Regions from separate parts of the Homo sapiens genome. Here region 2 is linked to region 1. Evidence: chromatin contacts called from ENCODE Hi-C data. All regions are on one chromosome and are shown on one strand. Each heading gives the region's core, a stretch centred on a gene start or an enhancer-like site at or near the end of the contact. The rest is flanking DNA. Distances are from core to core; before and after follow the strand shown. Region 1 holds the start of UBP1 (upstream binding protein 1). Region 2 overlaps CMTM7 (CKLF like MARVEL transmembrane domain containing 7).

Region 1 (5,076 bases), core at 616-3,115:
TAAATATTTGACCCAGTACTTCCTTAGGGCACAGCCTGATTGAAAAATTGATGGTAGCTTGTACTTTTACACTCTCTCCAAAAACCAGAGAATTATCTTCCCCCAATTCCATTTCTCCAAATTTTCCAACAACTAATAGTAGGCCTGGCTAATCTGGTTATAGACTAGGTTATGCAAGTGAGGTGAGATCATGGAATGAAGACATATCTGAGACCCCCAATGAGACCAATGTTTCCCTTGACTATCCAATTGTTTGTGCAGATTTATTTGTAATAGTGGAATGGAGCTTCCTGAACTGATGGCCAATCTAATGTTTTCGCCTGGAATCAGAGAAATCTGGATTAGTCAAATAGCCCCGGTTTACCTGCTTACTGTGTGACCTTGCACTGTGTAATCTTTACACATTTTCACCTGAATTACCTCATCTCTAAAGTATGGCTTTATCAAATGAAATGTTTGCAAAAATGTTGTGTAAAGAGAAAAACATTCTCCAAGTTAATTTGTGGTTTTTTTTTTTGGAGACCGAGTGTTGCTCTGTCTTCTCCCGGGTTCAAGCCTTACTCCCGCCTCAGCCTCCTGAGTAGCTGGGATTACATGGGCGCGCCACCACATCCAGCTAATTTTTGTTATTTTTGGTAGAGACGGGGTTTCACCATGTTGGCCGGGATGGTCTCCTGACCTCAACTAATTCACCCGCCTCGGCCTCCCGAAGTGCTGGGATTACAGGCGTGAGCCTGTAAGTTAGTATCTAAATCACACAGGCGTTGAGACTATTTTTTTCTGGCTCAGTGCCACTGCTTTATTAGGCTGACATTTTAATCTATGTATTTTTGCACTTAAACTGGCAAGTTGGGGCGGGGCGCTCAGCATTTGGGTCTTATTCTTAGGCAGTAAGTTCGATGCAGGGCGAAGCCCGGGCCTTGACGTTCTCTTCAGCAAGGATTCCGCCCGTCAAGCGCCAGCAGCCGCTCCTAAGGAACTCTGATCCGCACACTGGCTCTGTAAGTCAGCCTCTGGCTCCTGCTTTCTATTTCATCTCTTCCGGTAAAAAGATTTCTGTCTTTTGGCCGCAGTGGCGCGTGCCCACGCTAGGTCGCTGAGGAAGACCCTTCGGGCCTTCTGAGCAGCGTAGCTGTTACTGTGGCACGTCCTAATGGTTCGGTCCAACTTCAGGAGACCGCCTGCCCTTAGGATGACCAACAGCTAGTTCAACTCAGGATAGCCAAGCTGCTCTCGGCAATGCAACCAATAGGGGAAGTCTTTCCAGAGCTCTTTCTCAGGAGCGTTGATTGGCTTATTCTCACGCCAATCAAGGTTTTCTGCACAACTGGCTTTTCTGTCACCAGATGGGGTGCAAACCGCTCACTCCCTCGGTAGAGAGGGCATAAAGCAGAGACGACCGGGAAATACCACAGAGGAGCAAATCACCTCCGGAAGTGGCGTTTTGGGTCGCTTTCTACCATGCAGTCCAATGAACTCTTTCTTTTGGCAACAAATTCCGTCTTCGAGCCCGCCCAAGGTGAAGAACATTTTGATTGGTTGTTTAGTCGGGGGACACAGAGACTCACGGGAGCTTCGTCCAAGCCCTTGCAGGTATTGCTCAGTTGGCCTGTCAATCATCTCGCTCGCTAGAAGGGGCGGAAACTGGCAGCCCTTTTGGCACCGCCTCTTCCTGGGCTGCTGTGCGGGGACGCAGCGAGGCCACCCCGGCTGGGAACAGCCGCGTGGGCGGGGCCGCATTGCACTCTCTGGACAGTTCCTGGGCCGCGAGGCGCGGGGAGTGGCCCTAAGCGCGGGGCTGTACGGGGAGGGCCGAGGCGTGGGGCGAACGCCGGGGCGGGGTCGGGGCGGGGCCGGGGGAGGCGGAAGCGGCGCGTGAACCTAAGTCGGAGTCGCGTTGAAGCCAGCGTCCGGCCGGCAGAGCGGCGTCGGCGGGGTTGGCCGGGGCGGTGTGGCGCTAGAGCCTGGGCGGGCCGGGGGCAAGGAGTCAAGGCTTGGGGGCGGGTGACGGGCGGGCGGAGGGCTTGCCCCCGTGTGGTCCTCGGAGCGGCCCGAGGTCCAGCCTCCCAGCGGTCCCGGAGGAGGATGCGACCGGGGGGCCCCGGGCGGGGCGGTCGGCGGCGGCTGCAGCGCTAGCGGCGCGGGGGCTGGGCGGCGGCGCCGGCATGAGGCGCAGGGCCGGTGTCCGCGGGAGGGTGGCGCTGCCGGCGGCCCGGCCGCTCCCGCTGCAATTGCTCGCTGGGCTCGTCGTGCCCTGCCAGTGGGGCCCCCGCAGCTCTCGTCCCGGCCGCCGCTGGTGACCACTCGCCGCCCCTCCGGAGGCTTCACCCGCGCCCTCCCCCAGGACGCGCCAGCGGAGCTCCGGCTCCTTCGCCCTGGACGCGGAGGCCGCGGTGTGCGGGGCGACGGCGAGGCCGGAAGATGGCCTGGGTGCTCAAGATGGACGAGGTGATCGAGTCCGGGCTGGTGCACGACTTCGACGCCAGCCTCTCGGGCATCGGGCAGGAACTGGGCGCCGGCGCTTACAGCATGAGGTACTGGGCTCCCTGGGCGGGGAGAAGCCTCTGTCTCCTTGGGGAAGGCCTGCGCAGCCCTGAGTCTCTGCCAGATGCGGCTGCTCCCAGAGGTGCGCGGGCCTCCTGGGCTGCGGGGTCGGAGTCCTGCCGCGTGGCGGTCGGGGGCCATGGAACCCCAAAGGCCTCTGCTCGCCCTGGTGACGGGCGGGTGGGGGAGGATGGCCCCGCAAGCGTCGGCCTCGGACCGCTCCTGAGTGCTTCATATTTGCTGTAAAACACGCCCAGCTATTAGGATGGCTTGGGTTGGTGGGGGAAGGGGCTTCTTTTCCTTATAAGTGATTTACAAGTCCCATTGGAGCTAGAATACACTGTACGAAAAGGCAGCACTTATATTGGGAGAATACTGTCTAGCGTTTTGGGATCAGTTCCTACTTTGTTGTCCTACATTATGATCTTTTCTGGCTGCAGATTTTAATCACTTGATGTTAGTAAATTATAATTGAAAGAGCAGCGGTGGGAGTAGCACTGTGACTTCGTTTTGTTCTTTTGATTGTCTCAAAGTGAAGTTTCTCATTTTGGAGACTACCCTCTCAGGCTGTTTCCTCTTGAGGGTTTTAAGATGCAGTGATTGCACCACAAATAATTGTTTAGTCTCTGCTGTCTGTACCAGCAGTCATTCATTTTAATATGGAGAGATTGAAACAGATCTGAGCTTAGTCTCCGCCCTTTATCCTTTTTAACTGTTAGGAATTTGGAAACTCTGTATTTTTTTAGTGGCTTTATTGAAATATAGTTTACCATAGCGTTGACTTGACTAATAAAGTCTAAAAATCAGTGGTTTGGCAGCTTTTCAATAATGTGAATTAAGTGTAGCTTTCTGTTCTTTAGAAAATGTCTGATGTTTTGGAAGTGCTCTACAGTTTCCCAGTAGCATTCATACATCTTACTGCAGCTCTAGAGGAGGACTTCTGGGTTAAAGCTGGCCTGGAATCTTGGTGGCTGCTCCTTGAAGTAATTGGGTCTTTAAATCTTAAGGAGAAATTCTGAGCCATAAAGAACTCTCAGAAAGGTTGGAGACATTTCTTGGAGTGTGGAAGTGAGTAGTGGAAGGCATATTAAACCTGGAGTTCCCCAGCGTCTGGCTCTGATTTGGTCTCTGTTGGGCTTCCTGAACTTGGCACCTCTTCTCTCTGCAGTTGTATAACTTAAGGCCTGTAGATGAGTTGGCTTATTTTCTAAAACAGCTGTTTCAGTTGTTGAGGAAATTGAGCTACTGAAAGTCATGGAGTCACCCCAGAGGGGAGTATTAGAGGCAGTGCTTCTCTAGTGAAAACGCACTCCTCTAGTGCCATTCTGCTCCTTAGCTCTCTACTGGAAACACGAGGCTTATAGTCAAGGCAAAGGAGGCACGTGAAGCAAGTTCAATATGTGTCTCTCCTCAGTTGCTTCTCTTTTATGGTAAAATGAAAGTTTGCTGCTGAAAAGTTTACTTATTGATAGCTATTTTGAGCTTTTACTTTTTTCTAGGGTTTTATTTGACCTGTACTTTGATTTAGTGATTCAGCCAACTTATTAATGTAATAACTTCTGTGTATGGTTTATTTCCATGAAAAGGAAGTACAATCTTGATGATTTTAAACCTTTCCCTGACCATGTATTTTTAAAGTAATGTGTGAGATCTTTGTAATTCTGTGTAACCTACAGTACTCTTTACAGGGATAATTTTCCCTTGAATTCTTTTTTGGTTGTGTCATTTAATCTAAATTTTCAAAGAAGTTTGAAGGTAATTACCATTTTTAAGAAGGTTTTTTTTTCGTATTTAATTGAGTCCTCAAAAACTAAGAGATGAGAGTGCTTGCCTCTTGCAAATTCAAGGCCCTTTGTTTGAAATTCTCAAACTAAGGAAATTCCAAAATTGACTCGATAAGGAGAAAATCTGAAGAAGGCGTTAGCTGCTGCAGGCCTCCCTGGACTGCAGTTGTACTTTCCATGCCTGGCCCTGGAGCCCTGAGAGGGTTGGAGTGCCTATGAATGGCCAGCTTGAGCATTCAGTCACTTCCTCTGGCATCCAGTGGGAAGGAAAGCTTATCTTTCAAAGTTCAAGAAGTAAACTTGAAGAAATTACTGGAAAAATGACTTCTTGATACAAATTGATTTTGTAGGCAGCTTTCTATTTTTCTTTCAAAATGAAACATGCTTACTGTATTTGCTTTTTGGATGGCTTAAAACAAGAGGTATTTCTTAAAAGACTTCTCTTAGGGAATGGTTTCCTCATCTTTTGGGAGGATAGTTTGAAAGGAAGAAATGGCTTCTGTCAGTGGTCTGACTTAAAATTAGGCAGGTGTGATGTTTGGTATGCTTGTAGACCTAGCTACGTGGGAGATTGCTTGAGCCCAGAGGTTCAGGGGTGTAGTGTGTGCTATGATTGCACCTGTTAATAGCCACTGCATTCCAGCCTGGGCAAGAATGAGACCCCCTTCTCTTTTGTTGTTTCCCCCCACCCCTTTCTCTTAAAACAGTAGGAAAAATATGTTTGTGTAAAATAATGTAGGCTGGTAAT
Region 2 (4,763 bases), core at 834-3,333, 1.0 Mb after region 1:
CCCTGGGCCCGTGCCAGAAGTGAGTGCCTGTTGAGTTTCACAATGTGGGTGTAGGCCGCCTTGATTAAAACCCCAGGCAGCACAATGCCAAATAAGTGCCAGCCTGGGGAAGAAGAAATTAGTCTGGGATAAAAAACGACAAAACAAGAATAGAAAAGCCATTAAGGGATTTGTAAGCATGTGTCACGGATGAAAAATCACTATTGTTGAGAACGTGTGATCATCACGTTGTGCCCTGTGGGGCCTGGGGAAGGAAGTATGAGTGTTAGCCAAAGGCTTGCCTTCCATCAGAGGAAGGAAGGCCAAACAGGAGCAATAAAGCATGGCTAGCAACCCCCACAGGTCAGACAGTCACTCAACACAGACAGTAGGGGCTAGTTCACCCCGTTGGGCCTCAGTTTCCTCATCTTTGGCATGAGGGATAATAATCAAATATACTACAAAGAGTTAATGAGTTAATACAAGGATTAAATGAACTAATTCAGGCAAAATATTTAGAACAGCCTGGTACTGCTCCAGTAAATGCTCAACAAATGTTAGGTATTAAAACTTCTTTCAGAAGTTTCTTGGGAGGAACAAATAGGATAATGTTTGAGGTCTTGGCACAAAGTAGCACAAAAATGATGATTCCTCTAAGTGCAGTGTGTTGTCACCAGGAGATGAGCAAGATATGAGGACAGCTTAGACACGGACCCTGTCCTAAAGGGTAAGGAGCTTAAGATCCAGACACAAGTAACGACAACAAAACAGGGGATAAATACCACCAGAGAGCTACAATTTGTGAGGAATAGAGGAAGGAGAAGGTCAGGCATGTCCCGTATGAAGAGCAGACATGGCCCTGGTGTGGACTCCACAAAAGCATTCCAACACACAGAGAAGGGGAATCAGAGGCTTCTGGCAGTGGGAACACAGCCACAGAAGGCATAGGGGTGGGAAAGCACAAGAGTATATTTGGGAACAAGAGGGTTGTTGTCCATGTTAGGCAAACTGCACAGGTATGTGAAGAGGTGTGATGGGAAGCAAAGCTGGCGGGATGGGGTGGGGATCAGATTCCAGGCTGAGGAAGTAGATATGCTAGGTGGGCGATGGGGAGCCAGTGAAGGTTATTGAGCAGAGAAGAGCCACAGCAGAATTGTTCTTCAGGAAAATGAATCTAGTAGCAGGTGGACTGGAGATGGGAGAGAAAAGACACAGAAGTCAGTTTGTAGGAGGCTGTGTCAGTTCTAGCAAGGCAATGGGGACTGAAATCAGAATAGTGGCCAGAAGAAAAGGGAGAGGAGCTGGGTGGGAGAGGAGGGCAGCAGGTGGCAGGAATGTCCCAGGGAGCCTCCAGGGACCCAGGCTGCACGGTGAGGTGGGGAGCAGGGTCGCCTCCAGTGGGAGGGTCCAGACAGCCGGTGAGACCAACAAAAAAACTTCCCTGGCTGGCTTGGCTGCCTCAGATTGTTGACAACATGGTCAAGCGATTCCGTCTGTGCAAACTCTGCCATAAACTAAACCGCTGAGTCAAGCAAGCAGGCAGCAGGCCTTGCCACTTCTGCAGGCCATTAGCTGGCCCCCTCTCCTGCCCCCAGACCCAGTTCTGAGGAACAACTCCCCAGAGAGGGCCTCTCCCACCTGCTCTCTGGCCGCTGCATTTTTTAGGGAACAAAAAGCCAGCTGTGGTAAACCGCCCTTCAGTCAGGCAGACAGTGGGACTATGGCGTGGACACCTTGCCCCTTTCTTCCTCCTCCAGCCTTTTCAACCGTGTCCCCAGTTCAAAGGCATGATCATTGTGACCTGCAGGCCCAGGTACAGCTGAAGTCATTTCAGAAGGCTGGCGTAGAGTCAGCCCTCCCCTGCTGCCTGCATTCTCCTTTGCTTTCTCACTTTTGAGTCATCTGAGTGCCAAGTGAAAACAAAGACCTCCCTTCAGAAAGTTCCCCACCTCATTGGGCTTCACTTTTTAAAAATAACCTGTTAGGCTGGAACCTGGCCACTCCCTACATTTCCCCTCACCCGGCCTGCGGGGTCATTCTCAGGCCTCCTTGCCACTGCAAAAGCCTCCTGGTGGAAAGACAAAGAAGGCCTTTCAGTCCCCATGAAGCAGGCTCTGCTTCTGCCCTGATCTGGATGCATCTGGAGGAAACAGGGAGGCCACAAAGAGACATGGACGAAAGGTTCATCCTCAACAATACCTCCTCTCATGTGCCTGCTAATGGAGAACTAGACTGCTCAGATAAACACAAATAAACTGTTCTTCTAAGGTGACAACAGGGACCCAGCACTTGGTAGGACCTCAATAATGTGACGCAAATCAATTTGAATCTAGCTACTGGACTCAAATACTTCTTCCTACATCCTGTTCCTGAATTGAGCTGCATAACTTCAAGTTTTTCTAACATGTAGGCAAAAAGGAGAAACAGATAAACCCAAAAGAACACCAACCACACAGAGAGGAAAGAGAGACCAGGATTCAGAATAACCCACACTAGACCATGAATACATGAATATCTCAAAAGGAAGGACGCAAAGTGGGTTGAGTCATTAACAAGCTTACAGAGAAACTCCAGGCTATCAAAAACCCTCCATAAAATATTAGCATATCATATCCAACATATATAAGAAATACAAATGTACCACAGCTAAGGTTTATCACAGGAATGCATGAGTAGTTCAGTACTTCCAAATGTTTCAAATGTATATGCCTTATGAACAGACAAAACAAGAAAAGCCATATATTCGTATCAACTGAGACAGAAAAAGCGGCATTTGACAAAATTCAATATCCAGTCATGATTAAACAAAACAAAACAAAACTTTCAGCAAGCAAGGATAGGAGGGAACTTCCTTGACTGAGAAAGGGCATCTAAAAACCAACCCACAGCTAACATGATACTTGATGAGATACTGCATGCTTTCCCCCAACACAGGGAACAAGGAAAAGATGTCTTTTCTCACATTCTTATACTGCTGGAAGTTGCAATAAGGTAAGAAAAAGAAATAGAGGCATATGGATTGAAAAGGAAGAAACAAAACTACTTCATTGGTAGACAACATAATGATCTATGTAGAAAATCCCAAAGAATCTACTAAAAACCTCCTTAGAACTAATAAATAACTTTAGTAATGTCATGAGATACAAAACCAATTTACAAAAATCAACTGCATTTCAATATCTTAGCAATGAACAACTGAAGTTAAAAATTAAACACAAAGGAGAGGACTATTTACAATAGCAGCAAAAAGGGAAATATTTATTAGGTATAAATCTAACTTTACAATATGGTGAAAATGATAGAACACTGGTGAAAGAAATCAAAGACCTAAATAATTGGAAGGGCTCACCGTGTTCATAGATATTATTAATTCATGATATTATTAATGAGCCAATTCTCCCCAAATGGATATGCAGGTTCAACACAATTTCAATCAAATCCCAGTGATAGGCTTTATTACTGTTATTTTTGTAATATTGGAAAACTGATTCTAAAATTCATATGAAAAGGGCAAGGAATGAGAATAACCAAAAACAACTTTGCAAAAGAGCACTATCCAATTTCAAGATTTACTATTAAGTTACAGTAATCAAGACAGTGTGGTACTGGTGAAAGCTTAGACAAATAGACGAATGCAGCAAAACAGAGTCCAGAAATAGACCCATATGAATATAATCAGCTGGTCTTTTGAGAGAAGTGTAAAGTAATTCAGTGGAGAAAGGATATCCTTGTCAACAAGTAGTGCTAGAAAAACTTGATATCCATATATAAAACAACGACCCCTGGCCCATACTTAACCCTTATGCAAAAATTAATTCAAAACGGATCACAGACCTAAAATATAAAACTGTAAAACGTCTGGAAGAAAACGTAGGAGAAAATCTTTGTGACTTGGATTAGGAAAAGAGTTTTTAGATAAGATACTGAAAACACAATCCATAAGGAAAAAAAACTGATAAATTAGACTTTATCAGAGTTAACTTTTGCCCTGCTCTTTCGAGAGACTAAGAGAAAGAAAAGGCAAGATATAGAGCAGTGGAAACATTTTGTAAATCCCATTTCTGACAAAGAACTTTATCCAGAATATACGAACAATACTCAAAACCTAAAAATAAAAAACCAACAAGCCTATTTTTAAAAATGGGCAAAAAATGTGAATAGATACTTCACCAAAGAGGCTATGTGGATGGCAAATAAGCACATGAAAAGATGTTCAACATTATAGTCTTTAGGGAAATGGAAATTAAAACCACAATAAGGACAGGCGCGGTGGCTCGCAACTGTAATCCCAGCACTTTGGGAGGCTGACGCAGGTGGAGCTCTTAAGCCCAGGAGTTCGAGACCAGCCTTAGCAACACAGGGAAACCTGGTCTCTACAAAAAATACAAAAATTAGCTAGGTGTGGTGTTACACGCCTATAGTCCCAGCTATTCAGGAGGCTGAGATGGGAGGATTGCTTGAACCCAGAAGGTGGAGGTTGCAGTGAGCTGAGATCATGCTACTGCACTTCAGCCTGGACACCAGGTGAGAACCTGTCTAAAATAAATAAACAAACAAAAAAAAAACCAAAAACAAACCACAGTAAGATATCATTACCTACCTATTTGGATAGCTAAAATTAAGCAAAACCCAAACTAGAAAATACTGATAATATCAAATGCTGGCAAGTGTGGTAAACAACAAGAACTCTCATACACTGCTGTGGGAATGCAAAATGGTATAGCCACTGTAAAAAACAACTTTGCAGTTTCTTATACATTTGAATATATACTTAACGTACGACC

The links. Hi-C counts contacts between places; a loop is a spot of excess contacts on that map. Pooled maps may share reads with other maps.
Region 2: a loop to region 1 is called in a map with no recorded cell type, with 6 times the contacts of the local background. The contact joins the enhancer-like site here to the promoter of UBP1 in region 1. A Hi-C loop is called at or near these places in 4 of 37 single-sample maps with no recorded cell type and 7 of 50 pooled maps.

What each region holds. Positions count from the first base shown.
Region 1 is chr3:33,437,194-33,442,269 of GRCh38, reverse strand. UBP1 (upstream binding protein 1) reads left to right here and starts at 1,865. Exons shown (of 16, transcript NM_014517.5): 1 at 1,865-2,534. The coding sequence starts at 2,422. RefSeq lists enhancers at 887-1,176, 1,387-1,576, 1,908-2,407 and silencers at 1,727-1,886, 1,947-2,056, 2,107-2,426, 2,657-2,706, 2,626-2,860 and 1 more.
Region 2 is chr3:32,417,596-32,422,358 of GRCh38, reverse strand. The region is part of intron 1 of CMTM7 (CKLF like MARVEL transmembrane domain containing 7); the gene reads right to left. Among named protein-coding and RNA genes, the nearest start is that of CMTM7, 28 kb to the right of the region's middle. RefSeq lists enhancers at 1,929-2,008, 2,099-2,168, 2,229-2,288, 1,520-2,719. Within about 2 kb of position 2,083, at least 24 of the 41 ENCODE cell types and tissues checked have a DNase peak (open chromatin) inside an H3K27ac peak, as active enhancers do.